Regions from separate parts of the Homo sapiens genome. Here regions 2 and 3 are each linked to region 1. The links are chromatin contacts, found by Hi-C or POLR2A ChIA-PET in ENCODE. All regions are on one chromosome and are shown on one strand. The core of a region is the stretch at or near the end of the contact, and the rest is flanking DNA. Distances in the headings are between cores, read along the strand shown.

Evidence for each region. Hi-C counts contacts between places; a loop is a spot of excess contacts on that map. ChIA-PET counts read pairs that join two places held with the same protein, here RNA polymerase II (POLR2A). Pooled maps may share reads with other maps.
Region 2: a map of naive thymus-derived CD4-positive, alpha-beta T cell shows a loop between it and region 1 (7-fold over the local background). The contact joins two enhancer-like sites. A Hi-C loop is called at or near these places in 1 of 168 maps with a recorded cell type or tissue (naive thymus-derived CD4-positive, alpha-beta T cell) and 9 of 50 pooled maps. POLR2A ChIA-PET finds 5 or more read pairs at or near these places in 1 of 52 experiments (activated CD4-positive, alpha-beta T cell).
Region 3: a pooled map shows a loop between it and region 1 (2.6-fold over the local background). The contact joins two enhancer-like sites. A Hi-C loop is called at or near these places in 1 of 168 maps with a recorded cell type or tissue (naive thymus-derived CD4-positive, alpha-beta T cell) and 8 of 50 pooled maps. POLR2A ChIA-PET finds 5 or more read pairs at or near these places in 1 of 52 experiments (activated CD4-positive, alpha-beta T cell).

What each region holds. Positions count from the first base shown.
Region 1 is chr3:188,320,718-188,325,655 of GRCh38, forward strand. The region is part of intron 2 of LPP (LIM domain containing preferred translocation partner in lipoma); the gene reads left to right. Among named protein-coding and RNA genes, the nearest start is that of FLJ42393, 140 kb to the left of the region's middle. Within about 2 kb of position 2,519, at least 4 of the 41 ENCODE cell types and tissues checked have a DNase peak (open chromatin) inside an H3K27ac peak, as active enhancers do.
Region 2 is chr3:189,130,455-189,135,392 of GRCh38, forward strand. It overlaps a transcript of TPRG1 not described here. Among named protein-coding and RNA genes, the nearest start is that of TPRG1, 39 kb to the right of the region's middle. RefSeq lists enhancers at 1,349-2,548, 1,986-2,055. Within about 2 kb of position 2,062, at least 23 of the 41 ENCODE cell types and tissues checked have a DNase peak (open chromatin) inside an H3K27ac peak, as active enhancers do.
Region 3 is chr3:187,806,895-187,811,832 of GRCh38, forward strand. No RefSeq gene overlaps it. Among named protein-coding and RNA genes, the nearest start is that of BCL6, 64 kb to the left of the region's middle. Within about 2 kb of position 2,014, at least 10 of the 41 ENCODE cell types and tissues checked have a DNase peak (open chromatin) inside an H3K27ac peak, as active enhancers do.

The DNA.
Region 1 (4,938 bases), core at 1,269-3,768:
GGGCTTCTCATCTCTTTCTTTCAGTAGCTTCATGCACTGATGCATCGTACTTACTGAATGTTTTACCTTCTCTGTGCTCTTCTCAGAGGATGCACAGAGGATTGGGAAGAGGAAGTATTGGTGACTTGATCTAGAAAAAAGAGATTGTTTCAAGCCACAAAAAGTTTGAGGGTAAAATCTCAAGTCCTGTGTGTGATGAATCAGTAGAAAAGGTATCCCAGTGGCCAGTGTGAGTAAGCTGTCATATTTTCGGTAGTAATCCTTGGTCCTGTTTGATTTTCCTCATCCTCACATATAAGATGGAGCCATTTCTCCCTCTGGCGTTTGCCATCACAGTGTCCTGCAGTCTCTTGGTCTTGAGATAGAAGGTTGAGAGAAACACTTTGCAGTATTGGGAGAACTGGGTCTGCCTGTGGGAGTACTTGTATCTCAATCAATATTACAGAACTTGGCTCCTTGTTTCCAACAAATGTTTTGCTCTGTTCTCATCCTGGGAGTTGAAGGTTGAGGCGAGGTGGGAGATGTGCTGTATAATATGGCAGCCACTAACCACATGTGGCTGTTGAGCACTTGAAAGGTGGCTAGTGCCACATGTTGAAAAATAATATTTTGGATATATTTGTAAAATAATTTTTTTCAATGAGCCTTTTGAAATGTGGCTACTAGAAAATTTTAAATGGTGTATGTGGCTCCTATGATAATTCTATTGGATGGTGCTGGCTTAGAGCCTGGGAAGAACATGGATCAGAGTCAATTGACCTTGTGTTCTCCCCTGAGTTCTAATAATATTGTCATTAAAAGGAGAAGCTTCAACAGCCATAATTTTCATTTTAAAAAGTCTAATTCAGAAGAATTGGCTCATTTTATATTATTGCTTGGACTGGAGAAAAATCTGACATTTGGTATTTTCATAATTGAGAACATAACTTGCTGACTTAAAAAAAAAATCACAACATTTTGTGCTTGGCCTTAGGTACCAGCCTTTGAGCTCTTTGAAAATAGGGATTGGGTCTTTTTCTCTTTCTACCATCCTTTTTCCCCCAAAACCACACACTAACACGTAGAAGATGGTTAACTGGCATTTGTTGAAAACCAAAATAACTTTAAATAGAGAAAACTTTGTGAAGCTACCTTGTATTTATGGTTGGAAGAGTGAAATACCTTTATAAGGCATCCCATTTTCTTAAGATAGCCAGCAAAAATGAAGAACATTGATCCAAGTGTTTATTTACTTATTGATTTAATTACCATTCTCATCAGGTGTCCCTGTCATCTCAGCTTATGATAAGGAATCTTTTCAAGATGCTTCACCTCATCACTCTCTAGGTAAAGGGGGACAGAAAAGGATGCTGCTTACATATACGAATCCCCATCTTTGCTCAGATATTATGTCTAAGGGCCTAAGGACTGGATAATCTTATTTTTTCTGTGGCTTGATCCTTTCCAACATTTAATCTATGGAGGTTGTGAGGATAACAATGAAAAGGCAAGTTTAAGCTTGGACTGTAGATACTTTTCACTGGGTGGTTTTATTTTATTATGCTTCATTGTGAACCAGAGCCTCTGTGAACATATGACTTATAGGCCCTCAGGCTTCCACTGTGTCCCTTTCCCTGATTCGTCCTTCTTCACTGCATGCCCTGGTGTTGGGTGAGGGAGCAGGCTTTATGTGATGTCATTTTCTCAGAGCCCTGAGCTGGGAAATTCAAGAGTCTCCATGATTCCTAGTTAGGCATGGAAGAGACCCTAACTGGTCCCTCAGGAACATGTTTGGTTGGTCAGAGGTAACTCTTATAGAATCTATGATGGCTTAGTCGTTCACTCTTCCTAGAAAAGACCTCTTTAAAAAGGCCTTTTGGTTATATACGGCCTGAGTTTTAAGTAATATTTGCAATGTTGATTCTCTGGTAGAAGAGAATGAAAAGTTGTGAGTGCTCTTGGAAGAGTGCCGGACAGCTGTAGTGATGGGAAAAGTATTGGCCTTGGAGTCAGACCTGTGTTTACTTCCTGGCTCTGCTATTTTCTAGTTGTATGACTCTATGCAAGTAACTTCTCATCTCTGAGCATTAATTTCTTCACCTGTTTGACATAGACAATGTCTGCCTCACAAAGTTGTGATATGTTAATGTATGTGGGATACCTATCTCAGGACCCAATACTTAGTCTTTATAAAACACTAAATGAATTGGTTTTCTCATGTATGTCTTATGGTTTTGCTGGTGATGGACCAATAGTCATCTTCCATCTTCACTTTAGAGGTGGGGGAAAAGGGCATTAGAGTGATTGTGTGGTAAAATCCACTCTAATTCTAGCTGTGAGAAAAAGAGCGGTGAAAATGTGGTAAGCAATTGCTTCTAAAAAGCTTGGACTAAAAGCGCTTGATGGATTTGTGCTGGCTTCCCGGTAGACTCATCTCTGTACTGCCCGCACAGCACAATTAATTGTTGTTACTAGAGAAGGAACAAATAAAGAAAAGAGAGAGAGCAGACATAAAAACATCCTTTCATCTTTCTGAAGACAGTCCCCTTTGTCAGATCAGTGGAGCTGTACCTGTGAATCACCTTGGGAAAGCACAGTGTGGGTAACTAGAAGGAAGGTCTTGTGGCTCATTTTGTACCCACTTCCTGGGCTGGGGAAATATCTAAACTAACCTTTCTTACTTGTCAATATCTACTACCGTTCACCATGCATCTTCACAGATGAGGGCCTCTTTCTCACATCTTCACTCCAAACACATTACTGTGTAGACAGCCACTTATTTTCTGGGAAGAAAACTTTGCAAAGCAGTAGCAGAATAAAGTCGAGGGTAAACAGAGGCCATGGAAAAGCACTAGAGTTTGAGTGCAGAGACATGAGTCTGAGCATGAGCAGTGAATAGCTCATGAAACACTCAAGTTGCATTCTCCTTATGTGGAAATAAAATAAGTCATGGTTGTTCTATGCACGTGGCACCTGACCTTGGGTCCTTATTGCTATGCTGCTAGAGTCTATGAATCAAGATTTGCCAGTTGTGATCTTGAAATTTAGTCAGATTAAAAGGGAACTCTGACTTTGAGGGTGAATGCCCCAAGTGGGCATCTTATTCTCCTATGGATTCAGCTTGTTAGGCAGAATGGAAGTGGAGGTCATAGATTTTAGGGTTTTCTCCTGGGATTGAATCCAGCTGAAGCAGGAATGATTCTGGGTGAGCTATATAACGTCTCTGAGCATTAGTTTGTCATTTTCTTACATAGGAATAGAGTTATTGCCAGATTTGGAGATAGTACATGTTGCAATGTGGTTGACACAGAATAAGCTTTCAATAAATGATTGGTATTGTTGTTGTTGTCGTTATTATCTATAACTACAATAATTTCCCTAGCCTTATTTTATAGGGATAGGTTGTGGCAACATGAAATGTGACTTGGAAAACTGATTTGCACTAGATAGATAGAAACCATGTTTTTCTATCTATATAATGAACAATGTCATTTAAGAAAGCTTAGAGGCAATTCCACCAGCACCATCTTCTTTTTTATTTCCATTCCTAGATTATTTGCCCTCAAGTCTTTGGTAATTTCTTTTTGCCACATCTCTTGAATGTTTCTTCTTTACTATATTCCATCTATTATTACCATAAGTCCAACGTTCATCACCTCCTGCTCCACTGTTGTTCCTGTCTCCTGGCTCTCCTAGAGCCTTGGTTCTCAAAGTGTCATTCACAGAGCAGCAGCATCACCCGAAATGCGTCATCTCAAGATCTACCAAGACCTCCTGAAGCATGAGGCATGTTCACCCCCGTGTTGTAGGACCTCCATATAACTCATTTAACTACTTCTCCTGCTCAGAGTACATGCTTGGCCAGTGCGTGTTTGTTCTGCCTCCAGAATGTTTTCTGACTCTGATTGCTATCATTACTTCTTTTGAATCTACCTAAATTCAAGTTACCATCCATTGCCATGACTATGGCAATAGTCTCTGAAATTGTCTTCTACTTTTATGGTTTCCCCTTGTGGCCTTTTTCCACACCATCTGGAGAGATCTAAAATTGTTGGTCAGATCATATCACACCCCTCCCCTTAAGCCATACGGTGGCTGCTGTAGTATCTGCAGAAGGTCCCTGACTTATGATGGTTTGACTTACAATTTGTCCACTTCACACTGAGTTTATCTGGGTGTAACCAACCCCATAGAAATCAAGGAGCATCTGTAGAAATGTTTGAAAGGCCCTTTCATGGCCTGCAAAGCCCTGTGAGATGACTCTATGTTCTCTCCTTTTTTTTTCTTTCTTTATTTTTTTTGAGATGGAGTCTCGCTCTTGTCTCCCAGGCTGGAGTGCGATGGTGCGATCTCGGCTCACTGCAGCCTCCACCTTCTGGGTTCAAGCAATTCTCCTGCCTCAGCCTCCCGAGTAGCTGGGATTACAGGCACCAGCCATCACGCTCGGCTAATTTTTGTATTTTTAGTAGAGATGGGTTTTCACCATGTTGGCCAGGCTGGTCTCGAACTCCTGACCTCAGGTGATCCACCCGCCTCGGCCTCCCAAAGTGCTGGAATTACAGGTGTGAGCCACTGCGCCTGGCCTCTCTGCTTTTTTCATACCACTCATCACTTTACACAGTAATCTGTAGACACACTGACCTTCCTTTAGCCCTCTGTATAAGCCAAGCTTTTTCCCACTTGATCTTTCTCTGATTCTGTGCAAAACTGGCTTGGAAGTATCTTTCAAGGCTTAGCTCAAATGTTAAAGCCTTACCTAGCTCTTCCCCATTCTTTAGCTAAAGTAGCACACATACCCCCCTCCCCATCATTCTTCTGTCATTATCTTGCTTTATAGTCTACAAAGCATGTATGGTTCTCTAAAAGAGTGATTACCATGCTTTTGTTTTCTTTATGTACATTGCAAACTGTTTTGGTGAGAAATATTTTAGTAATAATAATAATGGTGAAGATTTAGTG
Region 2 (4,938 bases), core at 812-3,311, 810 kb after region 1:
AGGTATAATCTCAGTAACTCAAATGTTATCAGAGGAAAATGGCCTGGCATGGTCAAAACGTAGCAGATTATTTTAACCAGTAGTTAATAAAACTGAACAACAGCATGAAAGAGAACACCAATAGTCCCTTGACATGGACTGTAATAGGATGAAACTAGAGGCAAATGTAGATTCCCTTCTGTGAGTGTGAGGGCTCTACTATCAAGCAACCATTTATATATTCTGGCAGAATATGAACTGCTTAGGACACACTCATAATGTGATGTGAAGAGTACCAATGTCTGTTAAAAAAATCCATTTGAAAGTACTATTTAAAAAATCCAACAGTAGAGCTATATATTCCAGCTATAACAGGCTTTCATTTACATTCTTCCTCAAATGCAGGTCATAACCTGAGTTTGAGATGCAGGGAATGACCTGCGTTTTAGAGAAGAGGAAAGTGAGGTTCAGGGCCATATGTGATTTTTGCTAACAATGGTGGATCTTGAGCTAGGATCCAAAACTTCTGATTATGAGATGTGTACTTTTTACCTCATGCCATGTTACCTCTGGCCGGTAAAATACCTAAAATTCTGCACAACTCTAAGTAACGTGATCGTATGTCCCACTTTGCCCAGAACAGTTCAGATTTATCCTTTTTGGCAGCATAATTAGTAATAATCTTACCTTTTACTCTAAAAAATGTTTTAAATCGGAGCAGCGATTATGTAGTAATTTCACTGATGGGAGGGCTCAGGGAGATTCCAACTTGGGCTTCAGTGTTTAAATTGGTGCTAAAGAAATCCCTAATGAGTTACTTCTATACATTACAAAAAGGCAATATCATTTAAGATATTATGTAAATATGATACATTCTAATGTTGGAATTATATATAAATATTCATGTGTGTATATGTATACGTGTATATACGTGTATCTATATGTGTGTTTATATATATATAGTTGTCTAGAAAAAAGCTCACTAAAAGGCAAAATTACAATAATTTGAGAATATAAAATCTCCATCTTGAAGGAAACAAGACCATGTAGATAGCAGTTGATAACATAATAATAATTCTTCTCACAAATGCAGTAGGACTTTATATTACTGAGCACTTTCTGATCATATTTTCTCATTTCAACTTTCTAAGAATGCTCAGTCAATAAACGAATCCCCCATTTTGCAGGTGAAGCCAAAATGCAGATACACAGTGAATGAGGCAGATCTGGGACCTCTGAGATTGTCCTCATTAAGACCCTTCAGCACTGACCTTTATCCTTATCCTATATTGGCTTTCAAAGCTAAGAGTGAGACATTGAACTTATAGCCAGAGGCATATTATTATGCTTGTGCTGCTTGTCTCTCATCTCCTTGAGAAGGAAAAGGAGAGCATAATAGTGCCACAGTATAACTCAGGAGAAACTAAGGAAAGCTTCTTTTTTATTTAAAGCCAACGTTTAGCCAATGGTTAATTTCTGTCTCAAGCTATTCAAAGGAATACTAACTAAGATTTGCTGTGACTGCTATGTGATTTATGGCAACTTGCTTTTCTTCTCTAGTCCTCAGTTTCTCCATGTGAAAAATGAAACTTTTAACTAGATCATCTCCATGGTTCTCTCTGGCTCTGATAGTGCACGACTCCCTGATTCTGAACTTCTGGGAAAAGGACAAATTCCAAAGCTGTATTCCAGAACCACCCTGTCTAACTTGGTCTCTTCTTTTCTTTGCATTTGGAGTGAGCCCAAAAGAAAGGTCATTTTTGCAGACATCTTGATGTTGTGCTCCAATGTCCTCATTAAATAACAGGAGCCTGGACTGGCAGGCCCAAGGGAATATTCAATCAAGGAGAAAAAGGCCAAGTCATTACTGGAACCCTATCATCAGAGCTGTAAACACAAGCATCTATTCCTGGGCGTTAGCTGAAAGCGTGTTTGATCGCGTGCTTTCTCTCTCTCCTTATACAGGTTCCGTTTGTCAAATGTGTGCGACCCTTCTGATAAGTCACCAGAGGTGATGAGGGAGAGAGAGAAAGAAAGCAAATTACAACTGTAAAGAGTCTCTGAACAGTGAAAGATCAAAACAGACAGTCTCTGGCTTTACTGGATGAGTCACCATTGCAGCCCGACCGCAAAAACAAGCGTGGCTTCTGTACTTAGCAGCAGTCTTCCTGTCTGGAAAGGAAACATTGCTCAGATTGGAGATACTGGCCATTTTATAGACTTCAAAGCAACTTAGGCCACTGAACTGTCAGGCGGGAAAACAGGTAAAACAATTTTCCTAGCGTTTGTCTGGAGAATCAGCTACTCAAATCTGATTTGAAGCTGCATGGAAATACTTTCATCTTTAGCCAAAGCTGTTTATTTTAAAAAGTTTTAGTATGATGGTCTTCAGTTCCAGTGTAGTATGTCTATTTTTCCTCAAATAATGTAAGTTAGTTTTTTCTGGAAGAGACTTGTTTCCAGGCACTGAGCTAAGTTCTGTGGGGGATGGAGATATAATCAACATGAGGACCTTCTAATGAGGAAGCGGGGCCAGTACACATACCATGACACTATGAACGGAAATATGTACTGAAAACAGGAAAAACATGATACCATGATGGTGCAAGGAAAACAGAGGTGGGTCTTGATGAATGGTCTACCAGAGGAGAGACTAGTGTAAAGAAAGGCCTGTGTGTATTCAGGATTTAGCAATGAGTCTAATTTAGGTTGAAATGTAACATACAAATAAGGAAGTAGAAGAAATAAAACTGGAAAGAGACTGGGATCAGATCTGGAAAGAGTTTGAATGCCAGGATGAAGATTTGAAGTCTTATGCTGTGTGCTAGGGAGACAGGGAGAGAAGAAGTAGTAACGTTATGGGAAGATAATAGTGCCAACTCCAGAGAGGAAAAGGCAAAGGAGCAAGATCAAGATCAGTTAGAAGCCTCTTGCCACAGTTCAGGAAAGAAATTAATTTTGGCCTGATATGGTTTGGCTGTGTGTCCCTACTCAAATGCCATCTTGAATTGTAATCCCCTCGTATTGAGGGAGGGAAGTGACTGGATTATGAGGGTGGTTTCCCCCATGCTGGTCTTGTGATAGTTCTCACAAGACCTGTTGGTTTTATAAGCCCTGCCTACACTTCTCTCTCCTGCCACCATGTGCAGAAGGTCCTTGCTTTCTCCTCTGCCATGATTGTGAGTTCCCTGAGGCCTCTTCAGCCTTGTGGAACTGTGAGTCAATTAAGCCTTTTTCCTTTACAAATTACCCAGTCTCAGGCAGTATCTTTATAGCAGTGTGAGAACAAACTAACACATGGCTCCTCACTTACAGCATTCCATCTCGAGCTAGACAAGAGAAGATCTACAGGAGAGGGTTGTGTTAATGCATCTGAATTTCTAACCTAGTCTATGAGGATATTAATATAAATAAAAGTATTCACCATCACAGAATGGATTAGTGTATGTTAAAGTCATTGAGTGGAGGTGTGTGAGACTCTGAAGACTGTGGCCAACTCAAGTTGACACAACAAAAGAAAGTTGCTCACTTCATAGAAGTGTGGAGGCAAATAGTGTTATCTGGACTACTCATACTGCAGGCTTTATTGCTGCTTGGAATGTTGAATACACATGTTAGCTATTCAACCCATAGTTTCTTTCCATTGTATGGTTTGTTTCCAGTCAAGGTCCCAGCCCTTGGTCTTTGAAAGTAGTGACACCAGGAAGGAAGAGCTTCCACCTTATCTGGTGGCTCTGTCCCTGCTGTGTGTCTGACCGTGGGTAAATCACCTGCCATCTCTGGGGCTTGGTTTCCTCATCTGCAAAATGAACATGTTATGTTCTTCAGTATTCAGGGCCCTTCAAAGTTTCAGCAGTTTAAGTTGTATGTTCAGTACAAGTAGTATCCATTACTAACGTTATCTTTCACAAAATGAACCAATCTCATTGAACCCTCCTAACAGCCCTAGGAATAAGCAGTGGGGGTATCCTTTTTTTTTTTTTTTTTTTTTTTTTTTGAGACAGAGCCTCTCTTTGTTGCCCAGGATGGAGCACAGTGGCATGATCATAGCTCACTGCGGCCTTGACTTCCCTGACTCAAGTGATCCTCCCACCTCAGCCTCCCCAAGTAGGTGGGACTATATATAGAGGCATGCCACCACACCTGACTAATTTATAAAATTTTGTAGAGTTGGGGTCTCACAATGTGGTACAGGCTGGTCTCAAACTTCTGGCCTCAAGCAATCGTCTTTCCTCAGCCTCCCAAACTGCTGGAATTATAGGCATGAGCCACTGCATCTGGATGGTATAATTATTTTAAATACATTTTACTCATATGTTAATAGAGCCACATGAAAGGTAAATAATTTTCACTAGGACTTACAGTGATTTACTGATCTAGTCATGACTAGAGCCTTGACCACCTGACTCCTAGCCCAGTGCTCTCTCCACTCTACCAGGCTGTACTGATCAGTAAAGTACATGACAAGGAATGTACGCAGTTTTCTATGATCTTGAATATGCTGTGGCTTTATTGTTTCTTCTGAGTTAGGACAGCCCAACAGAAAAATAATGGTTTTACGGGGTCCCTGAAAAGTTTTACTGGTTAAATGCATGTCTTTTAGTCTACTTCCTTACAGTGGGATGTGTGCAGATGTTGAGCTCTTCTTTGCGGTCAGTACTTCTGTCGTCAGATGCAGGTGGTTATGAACTTGGATGCAGTCAGTAGCCAGAGACTTGGCCATCTACACTCTTCAGCATGGGTCCCTCTGACCCTAAAAATCATACAGTCCCTGGGCCAAAATGGCCTCATCCAATCCAATGTCCTGTCCAGGGCTTGATCTCTTCTATTGCAGTTCTAATGGTTGTCCAGCATCTTCTTGAGCGTCAACATCACTTGTGGATCCTGGACGTGTACTGTCAATTGTCTCAACATCTTCACATGCTTCCCTCACTGTCAGCTCACATTCAACATGACAAG
Region 3 (4,938 bases), core at 764-3,263, 510 kb before region 1:
AGTCACATTTCCTTATTTTATTTTCCTCATGATACCTGAGATGATTTTGGTTATGTGTTTATTTATGTAGCATAACCTTCCCAAACCTGTAAGCCCCTTGAGGATAGGAGCATGATCTTAATATTTGCTATATCCTTGTATCAGTCAGTTAGATGTTCACCAAAATCTTTCTTTTTCTTGAAAATAGAGCAGGGCTCATTTCAGATTCCTTTGTAGTTAGGTGTGACTGAGTTCCAGCTAATGGAACATGTGTAGAAATATATGTGCCACTTCCAGGCCTGGCTGTGAAAACCTCCCATGCACACTCCAGCATGGTCCCCCCTCCTACCAGATGATGACAAGGCCTCAGGGAGTAGTAGAGGGACGAGATGAAAGAAACCTGGCCTCTTGAATGACTAAGTGAAGGAGAGTTGCCCCAGCAACCTACATTCTCCTCCAAGACTGTTATGTGAGCAAGAAATAAGTTCTGTGTTGACTCATTACATGAGGCTACCCTAACTAAAACAATGCCCAATGCCAAGAGCAGTACCTGGTCCATAATTAGCCCTCAATGAACAGTGATTGAATGACTGACTATTACACACTTAATAATGATGTGTTCAGTGATGAAATGTCTTTTCCCAACACTCGTTCTTCATTTACTAAGCTCCCTGAGGACAAGGATGTTTTATCAATCTCTATACACTCTGTGCTTTCCACTGTACCTAAACCTCAGTAGTCATTCAATGGATGTGTGTTGCATTGAGTTTCCAGGCAATGTAAGGGAGACAATGACTGGCAAAGCATGGTCAAGATGCACGAGCATGAGGAGGTGTTAGACATGCCTGTGACCACCAATGTTGGTGCAGTTCTTGCAAGCTTACCAAGGGCTCTTCACCTGCTTCTTATTTGTAACAACAATTCTGAAATGTAATAACTTTTATAATTCCCATTTTAGACATAATAAATATGAGTTCACAAAGGGATCTTTGCTCAAGATTTTACTTTTTAAAGTGATAAAGCTAGAATTCATTCATTGTTTTGTTTTTTTTGAGAGGGATTATCACTCTGTCACCCAGGCTGGAGTGTGGTGGTGTGATCTCAGCTCACGTCAACCTCCCCCTCCTGGGTTCCAGCCATTCTCCTGCCTCAGCCTCCTGAGTAGCTGGGATTACAGGTGCCCACCACCATGCCCAGCTAATTTTTGTATTTTTAGTAGAGATGGGATTTCACCATGTTGTCCAGGCTGGTCTCAAACTCCTAACTTCAAGTGATCCACCCACCTCGGCCTCCCAAAGTGCTGGGATTACAGGTGTGAGCCACTGCGCCCGGCCCAATTCATTGTTTAAGAATACTTATTGAGTGCCTAAGATGGGCTAGTGCCCTGGCTGAATCTTCTGCACCTACTAGGGGCTTAGGAAATATGAGAACTCAAAGTTCTGAAGAAATTGGAATTACCTCCCAGAAGACAAATGGGAGGCTCCAGGCTCCAGCCGAGGACTGAGAAAATTGCCTGTGTCATGCAGCCGACGTGTTGAGCTGGGATGCCACTGCTGCTGCTGTGTGCCTTATGCAAGTTTCTGGGTGGTCTGCCAGACTCTCCTGGAATCAACAACAGCGCAGGGACCCCCTTTGCAGCTCTTCTACTTGCCCGGGCTAATGGCCCTGGCATTCTAAGTCTGCCCTTTTCCATACATTCTTTCCTCCTTTCTGTGCCAGGATTTCAGTAGATGATTTAGAGTGAGTTCCGGGCCATTTAGCTCAGAGATTTGGGTGAAAGTTTCCTCCCACCCATCCCAGGCCTCAGATAGCCCATCAGGGTATGACCAGGTCCTGTGAAGGAAGGGGAAGAAAAGCTTGTGGAGATTTTCAGGCACAGGGTAGGAGACGTTTCCTCAGCTGCTGCATTTGCCTACTGTAATCTGGCTGTACAAGGCTTGTCAATAATAGATTGGTTGAAAATGTAGGACAAAAAACTCAGGAAGACGTAACTTGCCTACACAGAGACTGCAAAGGCCCCTGGAGGGTTGCTGGCAGGCTGGATGATTTGTCGCTGCAAAGAGGGAAGGCGCTGTTGCCTGAAGGGGCAGGTGGCCGAAAGAAAAGAGGAAGATTAGATGACCAGTTCTTCACAGGGGTTCAGCCTTTACCAGCCTGGAGACACTCCTCTCTGTGCTTGAGCGCCTCTCTCTGTAAATAAATCCAGGCTGCTCTTACAGTGCAGGATGTCCCACATACCGTACATCTGAGGTGGGGTGAAATACAAATATGCCTTTTCATAATAGCTTTACACCTGGTGCAGCAGAGGACTGGTTTATTACCTTGGTAAACAAAAGTTAGAATTCAAGCAAAGTACAAACTTTGCCGAAGGCACTTCTGACAGTGCACCTTGTGTTTGTGAAGTGAACTCGATATATATACGATGTGAAGCAATGGAAGGCTGGGCTTTTTCTTTCTTTCTTTCTTTCTTTCTTTTTTTTTTTCACTTGTCTGATTTGCAAGGTTTAAAAGTTCACGTGTGTGTGTGTGTGTGTGTGAGAGAGAGAGAGAGAGAGAGAGAGAAAGGTTGGGGGAATTTACTTTGGCTCTGGCTTTTTCCAGCATTTTGAAATCATGCTGTTTAGCGTGGAAAAAAATATGTGAGCCAATTTATATTGTTTTCCAGAGAGAATGTACTTCTTGCTGCTCTCAGAGTGACAATGAGAATTTTTGGGTTGGAGACAGGGTAAACCAGTTTGGGGAACACACAAAGGAACCAGGATTTGCATTAAATCTAACTTAAATTAAACAATAAAAAATAAATATTTATTCAGTGCATTTTTTTTTGCACCAAGCACAGAACCAAAAACTTTCATCACCATTATTTCATTTAGTCTTCTCAACCGCATGAAGCAGGGATTCTTGATCAAAATATCCATTTCACAGGTGAGGAAACTGAGGCTATGGTTGCTCAAGTATTCAAGCTTGTGTGTTCTAATTCTAAATTCAGGTTTTTATGCATGTCCCCTAAGCTGTGCACGGGATCACAGACTATATGGTGTCCTGTCACTTTGCTTCTTTTTCCTGAACCCCCGCATTTTTCAGCCTTGTTCTCTGCCTCAATGAATAGTGATTGTGCCACTTCCAGGCCTGGCTGTGAAAACCTCCCATGCACACTCCAGCATGGTCCCTCCTCCTACCAGGTGATGACAAGGCCCCAGGGAATAGCAGTACTTGGGGAAATGACTGATCTTCTCCGTTCTTTGGTGTATTTCTGCCCAGATGATCTCCATACTGCTTACTTATCACCTAGTCATTTGAGCTGCCCTACGACCAGCCAGCACCTTCATGCATTCCAATACCAAGGATCTGAAACATGTGGATTAGATTTCCCCTCAAAACACACATAAGCCGAAAAGCTAAGGCAGAAAGTGCAAAGCAAGAACACATCTTATGTTTGGTTAGCTCCACAAATGCCTCTGCATTCTCCCATCCCCAGCTTGAATAAATCAGATAAGCTTCAGCAAAAGCATCTGAACTTTTTGGATTCTTTTCCCAAACAAGCCTTTGAACCTGAAGAACTTTGCCTATCTCTGCGTGTTCACTCCTCAAATGTTCAGCTGGGGCTTGCCCACTGCACAGCTCAAGCTGGTGAAATTTAACTCTTTCATCCACAGATTACTTTCCAACCCGTCTGAAGTGACAGTAAACTCATTAGGCTCATTTTCAAGAAGACTCTCTATGAATGTGTCAGCTTATGCCTGTCTCCACAGACGAAGGATTCCTTCAGGGAACATATTAAACTGAGACTAGTGAGAGGTGATGCCATTAAAGCGTTGTCAGTTCAGCAGTTTTATGGTACCAGAGCTGTGGCTGCTTGTCCTTAGCAGGATTTCAAGAGAAAGCCTCGTCTCCCTCCTCCAGATCCCCTGCTACCTCCACCCCCTACCATGGATGCATCTTTAATTGCAGTTCCTTGAGGAATGCCTTTGGCTTTATTTATTACAAGCTGTTAGAAAATTATTGGAACACAAATACTTATTACAGTGAACAGATTTCAGTTGCAAATGGATTCAACCCAATTCCTGTGCCCAAGCCCCTGAGGGAACAGGAATGGAGATCTCTGGGCTGTGAAACGAAACTTGGTCAAGGATGCTTCCTTCAGAGACTCTGCTCTGAAAACCCAGGAGAGCCAAAAAGTGGAAGGCTAGCATTTAAATGAACTGTAAAGAGCATCTAACCAACCCCTTTGTCTTACAGAGGAGGAAATGGAGGTTCAGTGGAAATAGCAAGGCCAAGGCTAAAATAGCCAGCCAACAATAGGCCTCTGCAACTCCCCGGCCAGGCATTATAGCTCTCTTCCATGCTGTCTTTTATACCCAGAGAAAGTGAGATTAAATAAAGCCAAAAAAAAATTGGCCCTAAATCCTGGCCTGGATCCACGTATCCGGGCTTTTCATTACAGCTTGTCAATACATGGCCATAGATTGAGTCCATAGAAAGATGCTCACCCCACGACAGAAGAGAGACAGGAAACCTGGAATGCTTCTGAAACATTGACTGGAAATCTTACTCAATGTTAAGAGATCTTAGTGTATCTTTACATGGTAACATTTCTAGACCAGATAGGCAACGCTTAAAGAGAAATCTATACTCCTTTCCTACTTTCAATTTCATTCTCATTAGCTGCTTTGATTTTCTTGCTGGTGACTCTCAGCTGCTATGGATCCTTATTATTGGGAAGTACAGTTAGTCCATGATGGGGTTCTAAATTGAAGTAACTGATAAAGTATGAGAATATTAGGGCTAGAAGAAAACTTAATGATACTCTGGCCATATCTTCAGTTTCCAGTTGAGTACAGTGGGTCTGAGAGAGGTTGAGTGACTTCAGGCAGGGTCACTGGGTACACTATGGACTGCAAAACATTGAATTGCCCCACCACGTGAAAGGAGGTTCCTTCCATCTGACAATGACAAACC